Regions from separate parts of the Homo sapiens genome. Here region 1 is linked to region 2. A link is a loop called in an ENCODE intact Hi-C map of the cell type or tissue named here. Cell type or tissue: gastrocnemius medialis. All regions are shown on one strand. Each heading gives the region's core, and the rest is flanking DNA. Links, peaks and the distances in the headings are about the cores only.

Evidence for each region. A loop is a pair of places that touch in the nucleus more often than their neighbours do. Peaks named below come from ENCODE experiments on the same cell type or tissue, not always from the same donor. Only the 100,000 strongest peaks of a DNase experiment are listed, where the experiment ranks them.
Region 1: a loop joins it to region 2, with 2.5 times the contacts of the local background. A loop is called at or near these places in 19 of 110 quality-filtered maps.

Annotation. Positions count from the first base shown.
Region 1 is chr17:69,422,931-69,431,270 of GRCh38, forward strand. All of the region lies in intron 1 of MAP2K6 (mitogen-activated protein kinase kinase 6), which reads left to right. Among named protein-coding and RNA genes, the nearest start is that of MAP2K6, 12 kb to the left of the region's middle. RefSeq lists a silencer at 3,078-3,372 and enhancers at 6,673-7,489, 7,580-7,759. In gastrocnemius medialis, for the core only: no CTCF peak of the experiment used is centred there; DNase peaks (open chromatin) are centred at 4,761 and 5,531; H3K4me3 peaks cover 720 bases; H3K27ac peaks cover 7,478 bases.
Region 2 is chr17:69,487,879-69,496,218 of GRCh38, forward strand. The region is part of intron 1 of MAP2K6 (mitogen-activated protein kinase kinase 6); the gene reads left to right. Among named protein-coding and RNA genes, the nearest start is that of MAP2K6-AS1, 6.5 kb to the left of the region's middle. In gastrocnemius medialis, for the core only: no CTCF peak of the experiment used is centred there; a DNase peak (open chromatin) is centred at 4,783; H3K27ac peaks cover 2,926 bases.

The DNA of each region.
Region 1 (8,340 bases), core at 135-8,134, 65 kb before region 2:
GGGAGTGCAATGGCGCGATCTTGGCTCACTGCAATCGCCACCTCCTGGGTTCAAGCGATCCTCCTGCCTCAGCCTCCCGAGTAGCTGGGATTACAGGTGTGCACCACCACGCCCAGCTAATTTTTTGTATTTTTAGTAGAGACGGGGTTTCACCATGTTGGCCAGGATGATCTCGATCTCTTGACCTTGTGATCCGTCCTCCTCGGCCTCCCAAAGTGCTGGGATTACAGGCGTGAGCCATCGTGCCCGGCCAAGCCTCAGCTGTTTTTAAGTATAGCCCGTGAGCGAAGATGGTTTTCCCATTTTTAAATGATTGAAAAAAAATCAAAATCAATGTTTCATGACACATGAAAATGATACGAAATTCAAATTCAGCATCGACAAACAAAGTTTTATTGGAACACAGCTATGGTCATTCATTTATATGTTTTCCATGGCTGCTCTTTGCTCGACAGCTGTCGAGTTGAGTAGTTGCGCCAGAGCCCCTATGTCCCACAAAGCCAAAAATATTTGCTATCTGGTCCCTTGCAGAAAATGTTTGTTGACCCTTTCCTTTATGACTTTATTCCATCGAATACTGGGGTCTCTTCATGACAGAGCTCCCAGAAACATTCCTCTCTGGCTTTAATTGGAAGTTGTTAACCTGGATAACTACTGCTCTGCTGCTCAGCCAGAGACCTCTTGGGCCCAGCCCACAGGAAACGTCTGAGTGGTGTCTCTCCTAGTTATAAGAATTGTAGGTCATTGCTCATTTCCTCTGAACTAAGTTACCCGTCTCCTTTTGCCCGTCCTGGGGTCTTTTCCCCTTAGTTGTGTTCTTCCTGTTTGCTTTATATTTCTTTCCTTTTTTTCTTCCCTTCGATGAGAAGCTGCTTATTAATTCTTCCCTGAGACTCTTCATCCTCCCCTTATTGATCCCACATTTCTTTAGAAAGTATTAGGTTGGTGCAAAAGTAATATTGTTTTTTATCATCACTTTTCATGGCAAAAACCACAATTACTTTTGCACCGACGTAAGAAATCAAAAATAACTCTCCTGCTACCACCATTGCCTGGCTTGTTGGTTATCATCATGACCCAGCTCAGAGGTTCCATCATTTCTTTTGTGTCAACGTGAAAGCCTCCCTGCATGGGACCAGAGAGGTTTCCAGTTATCATCTCCTGCAAAGTTTAGAGCTGTTTTCTTACATTAACCCCCTAACCCCGGGTGGGCAATTTTCTTTTGAGGACGAATATTCTTTGTGCTCACAGAGTCGCTTACATCGTGGATATTGGGTATATTTAGGAGAGAAGGTTTTGATAGAGGGTCTGAAAATGAAGGGAGGTGAAAGCTACATGTAGACAGAGGAGCTTTGGTAGAATGAGCCCAGATTTGTTCACCACATCCAGAATGATGTAAATTTAAGTCACGTACAAAGAAGTGCTAATTTCTACCATCCCAGATGGTATCACTGCTGTGATTCTTTCTGTGCTCCAGATACTGTGCTTAGTGATGAATGTGAATTCTATCATTTACTCTCACTATGGATCAGTGAGGTGATATCCCATTTTGTAGATCAGCAAACTGAGGCCGGAGAGGTTAAGAACTTGCCTCAGTTACCAAACCGATAGTGGCAGAGCAGAGGTTTTAGCCAAGGTCTGTCTGACCTCAGAATCTGAGCTCCTGGCGACTCCACTTGAGACGTCACTCCAAAATAAAGGTATGAAATCCATTACACCAAAGACATGGTCGAAGAATGAAAAACGAGTGTATTCTGTAGGAATTTGGATAGATTTGGGCATACCAGGGCCAAGTATGGTAATTAAGAAGGGCTGACCTGTGTCTAGCTATTTATAGGTTCTTTTTGACATGTCCCTTTATATGTCTTTTGATCACAGAGTACAGAGTCTGACTCATTTTGACTCTTAAGGTTGAGTTCCAAATAGAAACTGCCCATTGGTTGAAGGAGGCTGATTACAATTGGCCCACTGATAGTTACTGGTCTGGATATACAGGAATGTTATGTTAAAATGTAGGTAACAAATATTGCTTCCATTTGCTGTTCTGTAGGTTGTATCACACAGAAACTAAGCCGACTCAAACCTTGTGTGTTTCCTTACACATCTAAGTTAAATTGTATTAAAACTAACAAGAACGTGGCCAGTGTGGCAGCATACCTAAGTGTGGGGATTTTGCAGCCCCTTTTTGGCTTAGTGACTTTTTTTCTTCCTGGTTGTTTCTATGTAAATGTAACAATTTCCTTGAAATGATGAATGAACCCACATCTCCAGTGTTTTCCTCTTGTACTGGACAGAGTGGAGGAAACTGGAATTGCCTGTTTTTGTGGCAGAGGAGGTAGATGGGGATGGAAATGAATTTCCTTTTAAAGCAATGAATTCTTTTTTTTTTTGTTTTTTTCTGAGATGGCGTATAGCTCTGTCACCCAGGCTGGAGTACAGTGGTGCTATCTCAGCTCACTGCAACCTCCGCCTCCCGGGTTCAAGTGATTCTCCTGCCTCAGCCTCCCAAGTAGCTGGGATTACAGGCGCCCACCACCACACCCAGCTACTTTTTGTATTTTTAGTAGAGATGGGGCTTCACTGTGTTGGCCAGGCTGGTGTTGAACTCCTGACCTCATGATTCGCCCGCCTCGGCCTCCCAAAGTTCTGGGCTTACAAGCATGAGCCACCGCACCCGGCCTAAACCAATGAATTCTTTCTCGGCTTTCTCTCCAGCCAAAGCAGAACAGCTATACCTATGCCTCAGTTGTTTTTCATGATCCCATGTCGAAGCTGCGGAAATAGATGGTCTGGTTGTTGAGTGACAAGTTATTTATTCCCTTCCTTTATTCTCCCTCCTCCAATTTCAAATGGGATGAGAGGAGATAGCTGTAAGCGTAGGGCTAGAATCTGAAGAATCAGTGGGAACAGAATAGTTCAGAGTATGGAAATTAGTTTGAAGTAAATGTAGAGATAACCTTTTTGTGATATTTGTAAACCTTGCGAGGCAGTCTTCACAGTTTATTTACCCCTTCCTGTACCCGAAACACCTTTGCCATTTGAAAAAAAAAAATCACAAACTCTGCATATACCTAAAAAGAGGACTTGGATAAGGAGTTTGTTTAGATCAATTCAACAAAGGTTTTTGTTTGTTTGTTTGCTTTTTTCATTCAGGGTCTTCTATGTGGCCCAGTCTGGCCTCAACTCTTGGGCTCAAACATCCTCCTGTGTAGCTGGGATTACAGCCAGTGCCACTGTTCCCGGCTCAAATAATACATTTTTGATCTATTGTTATGTTTAAGACATCATGCTGGGTAGAAATAGGCAGAAATGCATTTGACTTTACTCTTCCAGTGATTAGCCATGTGGCCTTGGAAAATCTACTTAACCTCTAGCTTCGGTTTCTTCACCTTCTAAATAAAAAGACTGACACTCATTCACGAGGTCTTTATGAAGATTAAGCAAGGTCATATATGTAACATGCTTTGGCCAGTGCTTGGCATTCATTTATTCAACAAATATTTATGAGTGCACTTTATATTTGAGGTACTTTGCTATAGTACTCTCTCTATAAACATACATTTGCTTCACTCTTCCTTTCCTTCCAGCCCTTAAGGAGGTTATTGTCTAGGAGGAGGTAAGAAAAGCATAAAAATGTGTAGAATCTAAACTGGAATCCTAGATTAGCTTAAAAGAGGTACTATTGAGTGGGAAAGTCCTATGAATAAGAGAGAGATCAGGAAAGTGTTGACAGGTGTGGAGGTATCAATGTGATTTTTAGAATCAATGAGGAAATTAGATCCAACATAGGTACGGGAAGGACTCTTGACTTCTAGTATCCAGTGGCACAATAGAACAATAAAATAGAGCAATTCTTTAGAAGGATTTAAAAAAAAAAAAAGAAAAGAAAATGCCCCAGCAAAGTATCTGAAGCTTAAGAGACCTTACTTGTGTTTTCTAAGAACTTCCTTTTTCTTACCAAGATTAATACTGTAGCTATTGCTTGTGATTGCAATAGGTGAATAAATGGAATATATCATATCTCATACTTTTAGGTGTTTTTTGGATTGTGGAAACTCCAGGAAATCTAGAGGTTAATAGTTAAACAAGTATATCATATCAACCAGGTTTATAGACACACTGTAATTATATAAGCAAGCTGTTGGTTCAATAATCAACGTCTAGCTGGGTCAGGGAATATTTTCCAGAGCTTGGCCACGGCTGTAATTTTCATTTTTTATAACCTGCTAACATGCCAACCTGCCTTTTCCATTTCTTTTTGTTTTTCTCGAATCATCTGAAATCAGTGTAAGAGAAGGAAACCTGTTCAATGTACTTTTGAATTCTCATTTTATTTACCTCAAGTAAAATAGTGTTCTGGAAAGTTCTTCGTATTACCAAATTGACTTTCTCAAGCATGATACTGGATATTAGCAAGGGAGTTCATAATTTATTTTCTATTTTTAATTTCAGAAAAATACAGTTCTAAGAGATAAAAAGATAAACATATAAAAATAAAAAGGAAGATAAAAATACAGGATAAAAGATAAAATATTTAATACAATTAATAGATTAAATACATTTTTTCTTTTATTATTTTGGTTTCAAAAACAGAGTGACGTATAGCTCTGGGGCTCACAGTGGGCTGTTTCTCTGTGAACCTAGCATTTAATCACCTTCTTTCCCTCAATAACTCCATTTAAACAGAGTCAGTACAGTGTGAAGGAGGTGAATTGAGTCACCCCTCCTCAGATTCATGTAAGCCACAGGGCAGTTTTGGCCTCACTTTGCTGTGTGGTTAAAGATAACATATGACCCAGCCAGGTAGAAGACCTGTCAGCCATATCATCTCATTCAAGTGGCCTGCAAAGTCTTCTTGCTTGGGACTTTGTTCCTGAATGAGCCTCTATTTTTGTAAGGAAAGTAGAGGAAAACAATGCAGATTTAATTCTGAAATTGGTTTAAGAATGGGATTGAGAAATTTTGATATATTCAGTCTGGAATAATTGTTTTCCATCCCGAGTTTCATTCTTTCTTTTTGATGTAACCCTATCTAAGGACAGGATAGCTAGTCAGTGTTGAGCAAGACATGGCAGGTAGAGGACTAGCTGTCTCTGGATTGCATTTAACAAGCATTATAGAACAACCAAATAAATTATCTGTACCTCACTCTGTGCTAGACTGATACAAAAATGAACAGAATCCTCTTACTACCCTCAAGAAGCTCATATTCTAGTGGGATGTCTATGTTTGCTAGAGCTACTGTAACAAAGTACCACAAATTGGGTGGCTTAAACCACGGAAATTAATTGTCTCGCAGTTCTGGAGGCCAGAGGTCCAAGATCAAGTTGGCGGCAGGGCTGGCTCCTTCTGAAGGCCATAAGGAAAAATCTGTTTTGTGCTTCTTCCCTGGCTTCTGGTGTTTGCTGGCAATCTCTGCATTTCTTCCCCTGTATACTCATAGCCCAGACTTTGCCTTCATGTTCACATGGCATTCTGCCTGTCTGTGTCTGTATCCAAATTTCCCCTTTTTATAAGGAAGCCAGTCATATTAAAGTTAGGGCCCGCCCTACTCCAGTATGACATCATCTGTCATCAAGTAAGATCCCATTCAGAGATGCTGAGGGTTAGCTGAGGGTTAGGACTTCAGTATATTAATTTTAGGAGGACATAGTTCAACCCATAACATGGCAGGCAAACATGGTCAGCAAACTAATGATACTCTGTGTGAAATGCACGTAAGTTCTGGTATAAGATACGAGTAGGATACCAAAGAAGGTGGGTGCATAACTCAGCCTGGGAAGATCAGGAGTCTGTTGGTAGAGGAAGGACCTTAAGTTGGTATAGCAGAACTTGCAGTGTGGTTCTCAGGAGAATAAGGAAGTAAAACAAGAGACTTCCCATCTGGTCCTTGAACGGACAGACTACCTGCCCTTTCTTCTGTTTTTGTTTTTGTTTTTTTTTTTTTTAATTGTTAATGACAGACTGGATGGTTCTAAACTGGGGTGTGTTAAATTAGAGAACACACACACACACACACACACACACACGTTGTTGTATTGATTCCCAAAACTGAATTTGTGTTTAGTGGTAATGAGACCTACACAACACTCCCTGTGGTTGTCACAGGCAGCTTTGATGTACAGATACAGGGACAGGACTTGGTGGTTGGGAGAAAGGATCATCCTTCCCATTGTAACAAATGGTCCTAGTCCTACTGGGACAAAGTTTCAGAGGGAGAGAGTGGGCTGGGCTGGTGGCTCATGCCTGTAAACCCCAGTCAGGCTGGAGGCTGAGACAGAAGGATCACTTGAGGCTAGGAGTTTTGAGACCAGCCTGGGCAACATAGTGAGACTCTGTCTCTACAAAAAGTGAAAAAAAAAAAAAAAAATTAGCCGGGCATGGTGGTGCATGCCTATAGCCCTAGATGCTTGGGAGGCTAAGGTGGGAGGATCACTTGGGCCCAGGAGTTCAAGTTTGCAGTGATCATTCCACTGCACTCCAGCCTGGGCAACAGGGTAAGACCTTGCCTCTAAAAGGAGAGTGAGAGAGAGAGAGTAAGAACCAAGCCATGGCAAAGCTGATTTTTAGATAAGGCCTGTAAGTCTTAAAAAAAAAAGTATTCATGTGTTACCAAGCTCTTGCAATATTGATTATTAACAAAGGTCTTTTCAACTATGTGTATATTTCCTAGAGCTAATATGCAGCTTTATTTTCTTTATGTGATCTGGGTACCTTTAGTATAAAATTATGAGTAAAATATCAGAAGCTGTTTCAGTAAGAAAGGGCACTAAGGAAAGAAATTGTTAGGCATGTTGTGTGAGGTGGTTGGGGGTCAGGTCAGTGGAAAGGAACTTTTCCAGCTGAGAGCTGATGTCCATCATCCATCAGATTATCCTGCTGGGGTGTTGATGGCAGCAGGCTTCAAGTGTGGGGGCCAGGTGGGCAACCCAGAGAAAGTCACAGGAAGGTGAAGCTGGGGTGTGGGGCCTGGGCATCCCTTGGAGCTAGGTAGAGGGATAGTCGTGGGACAGGTGATCCGAATAACAAAAGAACAGGTGAGCAGCAGAGGCTCAGCAGAAAGTCAAGAATTAGATGAGTCAATGTGGAAGGGGAAGAAAGAAATAATAAAATAGGCCGGGCACAGTGGCTCATGCCTGTAATCCCAGCACTTTGGGAGGCTGAGGTGGGTGAGTCACTTGAGGTCAGGAGTTCGAGACCAGCCTGTCCACCATGGTGGAACCCCGTCTCTACTACAAACATATTAAAAAAGTAAATTAGCCAGGCGTGGTGGCACATGCCTGTAATCTCAGCTACTCGGGAGGCTGAGGCATGAGAATCGCTTGAACCTGGGAGGTGGAGGTTGCAGTGAGCCAAGATCGTGCCACTGCACTCCAGCCTGGGTGAAAGAGCAAGACTCTGTCAAAAAGAGAAAAAAAAAGAAAGAATAAAATAGAGAAGCCAATTGGAAACCAGGAATCAGAGATTGAAGAGATTCAAGAAACTATGCTGCAGAATCCAGGCAATCATGTGAGCTTTTATTCCATATTAGTTCTGCCTGAAAGAAATGATTATACATCTCTGATTCTTTCAGCTTCAGCAGCAATCTTTGTTCATCTAGCTATTATGTGAAGATGCACTCATAAGAAGCCTGAGTAGGTAGGGTGTAGAAGGACACACAGAAAAAGAGCAACAGAAACTAGTTTGGGGCTTGTTTCAAACAAGCCCGGACTTATCTTCCATGCTGAGTACCTGTACACAGCTCTCTAAGTGGGACCAATGGAGTCAGAGGAAAACAGGAAGCAGTGAATCAGCTGGACTGTCAAGCCACTTCGTTTAAGACAGAAACCAGCTACTGGTTTTCTCTGTCAGGTTAGAGGGAGCACGCAGTCTAATGTGAACAAGCAACCCTGAGCTCTGGACTTCTACATTCAAGGCAAAGCTGGATAGAAGAAACGCAAGTGCTAGAGGAAGGGTTATACTGCTACTCTATTCTAACAATGTATCAGGGGGATGTAGAGCGACTCACTCAGTCTTTGGGAAAGCATTTGGCCCGTATCAAGAACCTGGACAATTTTCGTACCCTTTGATCCAGCATTTTTATTTATGAGAATCTAGTCTATAAAAGTGATTATTGAGTGCTTACTGTGTGCGAGTCTTTGTGATAAGCACTTTGCTAATTAGGTCTAATCCTTCTCAAAACCTGGGCAGTAGGCAATATTTATCTTCTTTTTACAAAGGAGGAAGTTGCAACTTTGGTGCATAACTTGTCTCAGATTATACCGTTAATGGGTGCAGAGCTGGGATTTGAATCTAGTTTATTTAAACACTAAAGTTCATGCTTCTTTTCTATACCACTGC
Region 2 (8,340 bases), core at 117-8,116:
ACTTAAAGAAAATCTTATGAAATTACTGTATGCAGGAAATATTACAAATTACCTCCTCATATTTTTGATTAGCCATTAAAATCAGTTTGGGAATTAAAGAGCTTCTGTATAGCAAAAGAAACTAACACTAGAGTAAACAGACAACCTACAGAATGGGAGGAAATATTCTCAAACAATGCATCCAACAAAGGTTTAATATCTAAAATCTATAAGAAACTTAATTCAACAAGCAAAAAACAAATAACCTCATTAAAAAGTGGGCAAAAGACATGAACAGACACTTCTCAAAAGAAGACATACAAAAAAATGCTCCACATCACTAATCATCAGAGAAATGCAAATCAATACCACAATGAGACAGTGAGAATGGTTATTATTAAAAAGTCAAAAAATGAGATGCTGGTGAGGCTGTAGAGAAGAAGAAATGCTTATACATTATTAGTGGGAACGTAAATTAGTTCAGCCACTCTGGAGAGCAGTTTGAGAATGTCCCCAAGAACTTAAAACAGAGCTACCATTTGACCTAGCAATCCCATTGCTGGGTATATATCCAAAAGAAAAAAATTGTTCTACCAAAAAGACACATGCCCACATATGTTCCTTGCAGCACTATTCACAGTAGTAAAGACATGGACTCAACCTAAATGCCCATCAGTAATAGACTGGATAAAGAAAATGTGGTACATATACACCGTGAAATACTATTCAGCTATAAAAAAGAACAAAAGCATGTTCTTTGCAGGAACATGGAGGCAAGCAAGTCAGTGCAGGAACAGAAAAGCGAGTACTGCATGCTCTCACTTAGAAGTGGGAGCTAAACACTTATGTCCACTTCGGTACTCGTGGACATAAAGATGGCAACAATAGACCCTGGAGACTAGTAGAAGCTTGAAGGAGGGAGGGGAGAAAGGGTTGCATAACTAACTGTTGGATACTGTATTCACTACCTGGGTGATGAGATCAGTCCAAACCTCAGCATCATAAAATATACCCATGTAACAAACCTGCACATGTACCTCCTGAATCTAAAATAAAAACTGCAGTTATAGAAATAAAATAAGGCTGAGTGTGGTGGCTCATGCCTGTAATCCCAGCACTTTGGGAGGCTGAGGTGGGTGGATCACCTGAGGTCAGGAGTTCGAGACCAGCCTGACCAATATGGTGAAACCCCGTCTCTAGTAAAAATACAAAATTAGCCAGGTATGGTGGTGCATGCCTGTAATCCCAGCTACTCAGGAGGCTGAGGCAGGAGAATCACTTGAACCTGGGAGATGGAGGTTGCAGTGAGCTGAGATTGCGCCATTGCACTCCGGCCTGGGCAACAAGAGTGAAACTCTGTCTCAAAAAAAAAAAAAAAAAAAGGAAAAAAGGAAAAATAAAATAAGTTTGGGAACATTGCATAGGTTACAGTGTATATGAGACTACATGGAACATATTTACTCTAATACGTTTCACCCACATTTCTGTGATCACATAGGTGGAACATTGTTCTGGTACAATAGAGAATTTATATACTTTTTCTTGTGCTCAGTCTTCGCAATTAACTGATTTAGATATTTCAAGGTGACTGCCTGGAACAATTTCCAGACTTATTACCTAAGACTACAGAACTCCACTTCTTTTGACACCCTGAGTTATGGCATTGCCTGAAGCAATAGTTGTTAATTACGGTAATGATTATTTCTTCAGGAGTTAAAAAGTTAGAGTTTAAATCTTTCTATAGGACTGTGGAATTTTCACTTTAAGGGTTACGTGAGGATCTGAACTAGTTAATATTGAAATGAGTACACTTGCATGAACCAAACTACAGTACTTTGAAAATAAGTTGTTAGTTTTTGTAGATTAGCGTTCTCTTTTTAGAAAATCTCAGATTTAAATTTTTTGATTTTCTTGAAGCAATTTCTTTGTCTTTGCTTTTTAATTGGGCATCACGAACCCTTAGCCAGAAGTGTCACCAGTGGGAAATGCGCTAAGCCAGGAAAGTATGTAGCCGAACAAAAGGCAAAGGCTACTGTGTTCTTTTGCTAGGCTATGGTTTGCAAAACATGACTCTCACAAACGTCCAGCTTCTCTGGAAAGAAAGGTAACTAGACATTGCAGAAACAGCCATGGGGCAAAGGATTAAACTGAGGTTTTCCAGGTTGCAGGATTTGAGTTACAGGGTAAAGAATCTTGCCATATATTTTCTATTATTTTGGCCGCGGTTTCTTTACCCTCTTGTTTCTTGTTGGTAGGGAACATGAAGAGTTTCAGAATTCATGAGGAATTTCAGGCCTGGGGAAAGAGCTGCATTTCTTCCTTATGCTTTTTCCTCCAAGATGGCGTTGAGTTAGAAAGACCTGGAAGGGGGTCAGCCTCTCCTCCTTCCTTGCTCCACTGAAGAGCAGGAGGGGACTCCTCTGCTAATATCCATTCTTTATAGTTTGCAGTTAATTTCTCAACTTTGGTTGTTTTGCCTTCTTATATTGTCAAATGGAGACTCTGTAGATGTTTCTTGAGTCCAGGGATTAGCCAGTTCTTTGTTTCTGTCGCCACTAGCAATGCAGGATCACAAGATGCTTCTGAAGGCCAAATGCTACAGGAGTTAAGAAGGCAAGAGAGTGAAAGTGGGGTAGGGAAAGGAAGAGAAGAGCATGGGAAAAGCAAGAAATACATTTGTTAGAGAGTGTGGCAGTGTGGGTGTGGCAGGAAGGATGCTGCATTATTTCAATAAATGTTGGAAGAAAATTTGACAAAATTCATTGTCCATTTCTGATAACAGCATATTATTTAATAATTTTCTGTAGCTGCTGTAACAAATTACCACAAACTTGGTGGTTTAAAACCCCTGAATTTTTTTTTTTTAAGTTTTGTTTTACGTTCAGGGGTACATGTGCAGGTTTGTTATATAGGTAGACTTGTGTCATGGGGATTTGTTGTACAGATTATTTCATTACCCAAGTATTAAGCCTAGTACCCATTAGTTATTTTTCCTGATCCTCTCCCTCCCCCTCCTTCCACCCTCTGATAGGCCCCAGTGTGTGTTGTTCCCTCATGTGTCCGTGTGTTCTCATCATTTAGTTCTCATTTATATAAGTGAGAACATGAGATAATCTGGTTTTCTCTTTCTGTATTAGTTTGCTAAAGATAATATCCTCCAGCTCCACCCATATTCCTGCAAAGGATGTGATCTCGTTCTTTTTTTATGGCTGCATAGTACTTCGTGGTGTATATGTACCACATTGTCTTTTTTCCTTCCTTCCTTCCTTCCTTCCTTTCTTCCTTCCCTCCTTCCTTCTTTTTTTTGACGGAGTCTCACTCTATCGCCCAGGCTGGAGTGCAATGGCACCATCTTGGCTCACTGCAACCTCTGTCTCCAGGGTTCAAGCAATTCTCCTGCCTCAGCCTCCTGAGTAGCTGGGATTACAGGCACGTGCCACCACGCCCGGCTAATTTTTGTATTTTTAGTAGAGACGTGGTTTCACCATGTTGGCCAGGCTGGTCTTGAACTCCTGACCTCAACTATTCTGCCCGCCTTGGCTTCCCAAAGTGCTGGGATTACAGGTGTGAGCCACTGTGCCCGGCCCACATTTTCTTATCCAGTCTATCATTGATGGGCATTTGGATTGATTCCACGTCTCTGCTATTGTGAATAGTGCTGCAGTGAACATATATGTGTATGTGTCTTTATGGTAGAATGATTTCTATTCCTCTGGATATAGACCCAGTAATGGCATTGCTGGGTCAAATGGTAGTTCTGTTTTTAGCTCTTTGAGGAATAGCCACACTGCTTTCCACAATAGTTGAACTGAGTTACACTCCCACCAACAATGTATAAGCATTCCTTTTTCTCTGCAACCTCGCTGGCATCTGTTATTATTATTATTATTATTATTATTCACTTTTGAATAATAGACTTTCAGACTGGTCTGAGATGTTATTTCACCGTGGTTTTGATTTGATTCAGACTGGTCTGAGATGTTATTTCACCGTGGTTTTGATTTGATTCGGACTGGTCTGAGATGTTATTTCACTGTGGTTTTAATGATCAGTGATGAGCTTTTTTTCACATGCTTGTTAGCCACATGTATATCTTCTTTTGAAAAGTGTCTGTTTGTGTCCTTTGCCCACTTTTTAATGGGGCTGTTTGCTTTTTTCTTGTAAATGTGTTTAAGTTCCTTATAGATGCTGGATATGAGACCTCTGTCAGATGCATAGTTTGCAAAAATTTTTTCCCGTTCTGTAGGTTGTCTGTTTATTCATAATTTCTTTAGCTGTGCAGATGCTCTTTAGTTTAATTAGATCCTGTTTGTCAATTTTTGCTTTTATTGCAGTTGCTTTTGGCATCTTCATTATGAAATCTTTGCCCATTCCTATGGCTGAGTGGTAGTGCCTAGGTTGTCTTCCAGGGTTTTTATAGTTTTGGGTTTTACATTTAAATCTTTAATCCCTCTGGAGTTGGTTTTCGTATATGGTATAAGGAAGGGATCCAGTTTCAACCTTCTGCATATAGCTAGCTAGTTATTCCGGCACCTTTTATTGGATAGGGAGTCCTTTCCCCAGTGTTTGTTTTTGTCCACTTTGTCGAAGATCAGATGGTTGTAGGTGTGCAGCCTTATTTCTGGGCTCTGTATTCTGTCCCGTTAAAACACCAGAAATTTTTTCTCTGACATCTGGAGGCCAGAAGTCTACAGTGAAGGTATTGGCATGTCAGGCTCCCTCCAGAGGCTCTGGGAGAGGATCCATGCCTGTGGTGGCTGCTGGCCTTTGGCATTCCTTACATTGCAGCTGCATCACCAAAGTCTCTGACTCAGCCTTCGCCTCTCCTTCTCCTCTCTGGGTGTGTCTACTCTCCCTCTGCCCCTCTGTGTAAGGACACTTCTGATTGCATTTAAGTCCCACCTGGATAATTTAGGCTCATCTTCTCATCTCAAAAGCCTTAATTTAATCACATCTGCAAAAAATTATCATGATAACATTCATAGGTTGCATGGATTAGGATATGGGCATGAACTTGGGAACCATCCTCAGCCTAGCCCACTCAGTAAAATGAAAAGAGTGATATACCTCCTCAACATGAGAAAAATCATTCAGTTGGTCTATTCAGCTGAATCCAAAGCCAGCATCATTTTTTTTTAATTGTGAAAAGCAAGAAAGAATTCTCTTAAAGTGAGGATCAAATGAAGATGTCTACATGAATATTTCATATATGTTTTGGACATGTCAGCCAATGAACTTATACAAAAGAATAAGAGGCTTAAATATTAAAAAGTTGTGTACAATTCATTTGGAAACAAGTAGACAGATTAATAGGTGATATTGGAAGAACTATCTAGCCATTGGGGAAGCGGAAAGAATGTTTTTACCTTATGAAAATGCAGAGAACATAAAAGAATGTAAAAATTTAAAATTTTATATAACCAAAAAGGAAAAAAAACAGTGTATGTGTTTGTGTGTGTGTGTGTGTGTGTTGCAACACTAACTACAAAAGGGGCAATGCCTTCTTTTACAAAGAAAACAATAATAATAACCTGTTATAAAAACGAGCAGATGACTTGAACAGGGAGTTCACAGAAAAATGAATACAGATGACAGTGGATATATAAAAAATACTCAGCTGCAGCTGGGCGTGGTGTCTCACGCCTGTAATCCCAGCACTTTGGGAGGCTGAGGCAGGCAGATCACCTGAGGTCAGGAGTTTGAGATCAGCCTGGCCAGCATGGCGAAACCCCGTCTCTACTAAAAATACAAAAATAAGCTGGGCATGGTGGTGTACGTCTATAGTCCCAGCTACTTGGGAGGCTGAGAAAGGAGAATTTCTTGAACCCGGGAGACAGAGGTTGCAATGAGCTGAGATCGTGCCATTGCAGTCCAGCCTGGGGGACAGAGTGAAACTCCATCTCAAGAAAAAAGAAAAAAAAAAATATATGTATACTCAGCTTCATTAAATATTTTTAAAATGTGATTCAAAACAATGAGACACCCCTTGTACCCTTGTACCCATCAAATTGACAGAGATGAAAATGTTAATTTGCTGAGGGATTATTTATATTTATTCATTTTTCCTTTTTTCATTAAGAGTTTAAGTTAGCTTGCTAGGTTGCATAAAATTAAGCAATTTAGCATAAATTAAAAGTAAGTGAGGCCACCTGCAAAGTAGTCTTGCCAAACAATCTGATCAAGTTGAATCTGATCAATTTCTAACCAACAGAGGGATGTGTGAGTCAATAACAAGGGATAAGAGCAGCAGAATCCAGTGGAAAAAACTACAGGACACATGGCCTGCATTTCTTCAACAAAATAATTGCATGAAGTTGCAGGAGGAGAGGAAAGGGAGAGGCAAAAAGAAATGGAGGGAGGTCAGGTGCAGTGGCTCACGCCTGTAATCCCAGCATGTTGGGAGGCCAAGGCGGGCAGATCACCTGAGGCCGAGAGTTTGTGACCAGCCTGGCCAACACGGTAAAACCTCATCTCTACTAAAAATACAAAAATTAGCTGGGCATGGTGGCACATGCCTGTAATCTCAGCTACTTGGGAGGCTGGGGCATGAAAATCGCTTGTACCCAGGAGGCAGAGGTTGCTGTGAGCCAAGGTCGTGCCACTGCACTCCAGCCTGGGTGACAAAGTGAGACTCTGTCTTTAAAAAAAAAAAGAAAGGAAAAAACAAAATGAATGGAGAGCCCCTGGATTAAAAGGGAAATAAGACCCTGTACTGATAGCATTCTAGGGGAGGAGTTGCAGATGAAGAACGTTCCTTTGTTTCTTTATTACCCCCTTAGTCTTCAAGCAGCTGGTTGAATTAAAGTTACTATCTTGGAGTTTCCTTTGGTTAAAAGGGAGGTGATCAGAGTGCTATTAAAATTGTGGGCCGGGCGTGGTGGCTCATGCCTGTAATCCCAGCACTTTGGGAGGCTGGGGCGGGTGGATCACCTGAGGTCAGGAATTCGAGACCAGCCTGGCCAACATGGCGAAACCCTGTTTCTACTAAAAATACAAAATTAGCCGGGCATGGTGGCGCACTTCTGTAATCCCAGCTACTCGGGAGGCTGAGATAGGAGCATCGCTTGAACCTGGGAGGTGGAGGTTGCCGTGAGCCGAGATCGCGACATTGCACTCCAGCCTGGGCAACAAGAGCGAAACTCTGTCTAGAAAAAAAACCAAAAACCAAAAAACAAAACAAAACAAAAACCCAAAATTGTGGTCTTGGACCAGAGGAAAAAAAGAATCCATTACTTCCACATAAAAAAAAAAAAAAAAACAACAAATTCACCCCTCTTATTCGCTATGCCACTCTTTTAACTATTAAAACAGAATTTTCTGTGATTCTGTTACTATTTAAGAACATCTTTATATATTGGTAAATTTCGTTTTATTTTTTCTTTTATTTATTTTTTTTTTGAGCTGGAGTCTCGCTCTTGTCGCCCAAGCTGGAGTGCAGTGGCGAGACTTCGGCTCACTGCCTCCACCTTCCAGGTTCAAGTGATTCCCCTGCCTCAGCCTCCCAAGTAGCTGGGACTACAGGCGCCCACCAACACGCCCAGCTAATTGTTGTATTTTTAATAGAGACAGGGTTTCACCATGTTGGCCAGGGTGGTCTCAAACTCCAGACCTCAGGTGATCCACTCGCCTCAGCCTCCCAAAGTGCTGGAATTACAGGCTTGAGCTACTGCGCCTGGCTATTTTGGTAAATTTCAAACATATTCAAAAGTGGACTGTATTATAACTGCCAGGTATCTAGCACTCAGCTTTGACAATGACCAGCTCATGGCCAATCCTATTTTATCTGTATCTCTATCCCCCACTCTGCCTTTTTTTTTGAAGCAAATTCTAGAATAATATCATTTCACTCGTAAACATTTCAGTATTATCTCTAAAAAAAAAATACTTATTTTTTAAAACCTAACCAAAACCCAGTGTGTATTTTGAAAAGCTCGAGCACGCCACTAAATTTCTTTGCAACCCATTGCCATTTTTTATTTTAAAGTGATGTTTTTAACACCCTTATGACTACATTTCCTTGCGATCAATGCTAATGAGTGAAGCAGCCCATAAATGAGGAAGGAGATGAACCGAGACAGTAGGAGTTCCCTACTGCCTGCCTCCTGCCTTTTCCCTGGGCCTAGAACATAACTCAGGGCATTGGCTGTGATTTGCTTTTAGGTTCTTTTAAGAACATCTTAGTCAACACCAAATTGTTAACATGACATAAAAGGTCTACTAGGACTTTTTTTTTTTTAGCTTTAATCACATGAAGCTGTAATAAAACCCATTTGAGCACTTTTATTCTCTTAAAATGGGGCCATTTCCCAATTAGCGGATGGACAGGCTGGCTCATTCTTCTTTGACAGGAACGTAATTCTT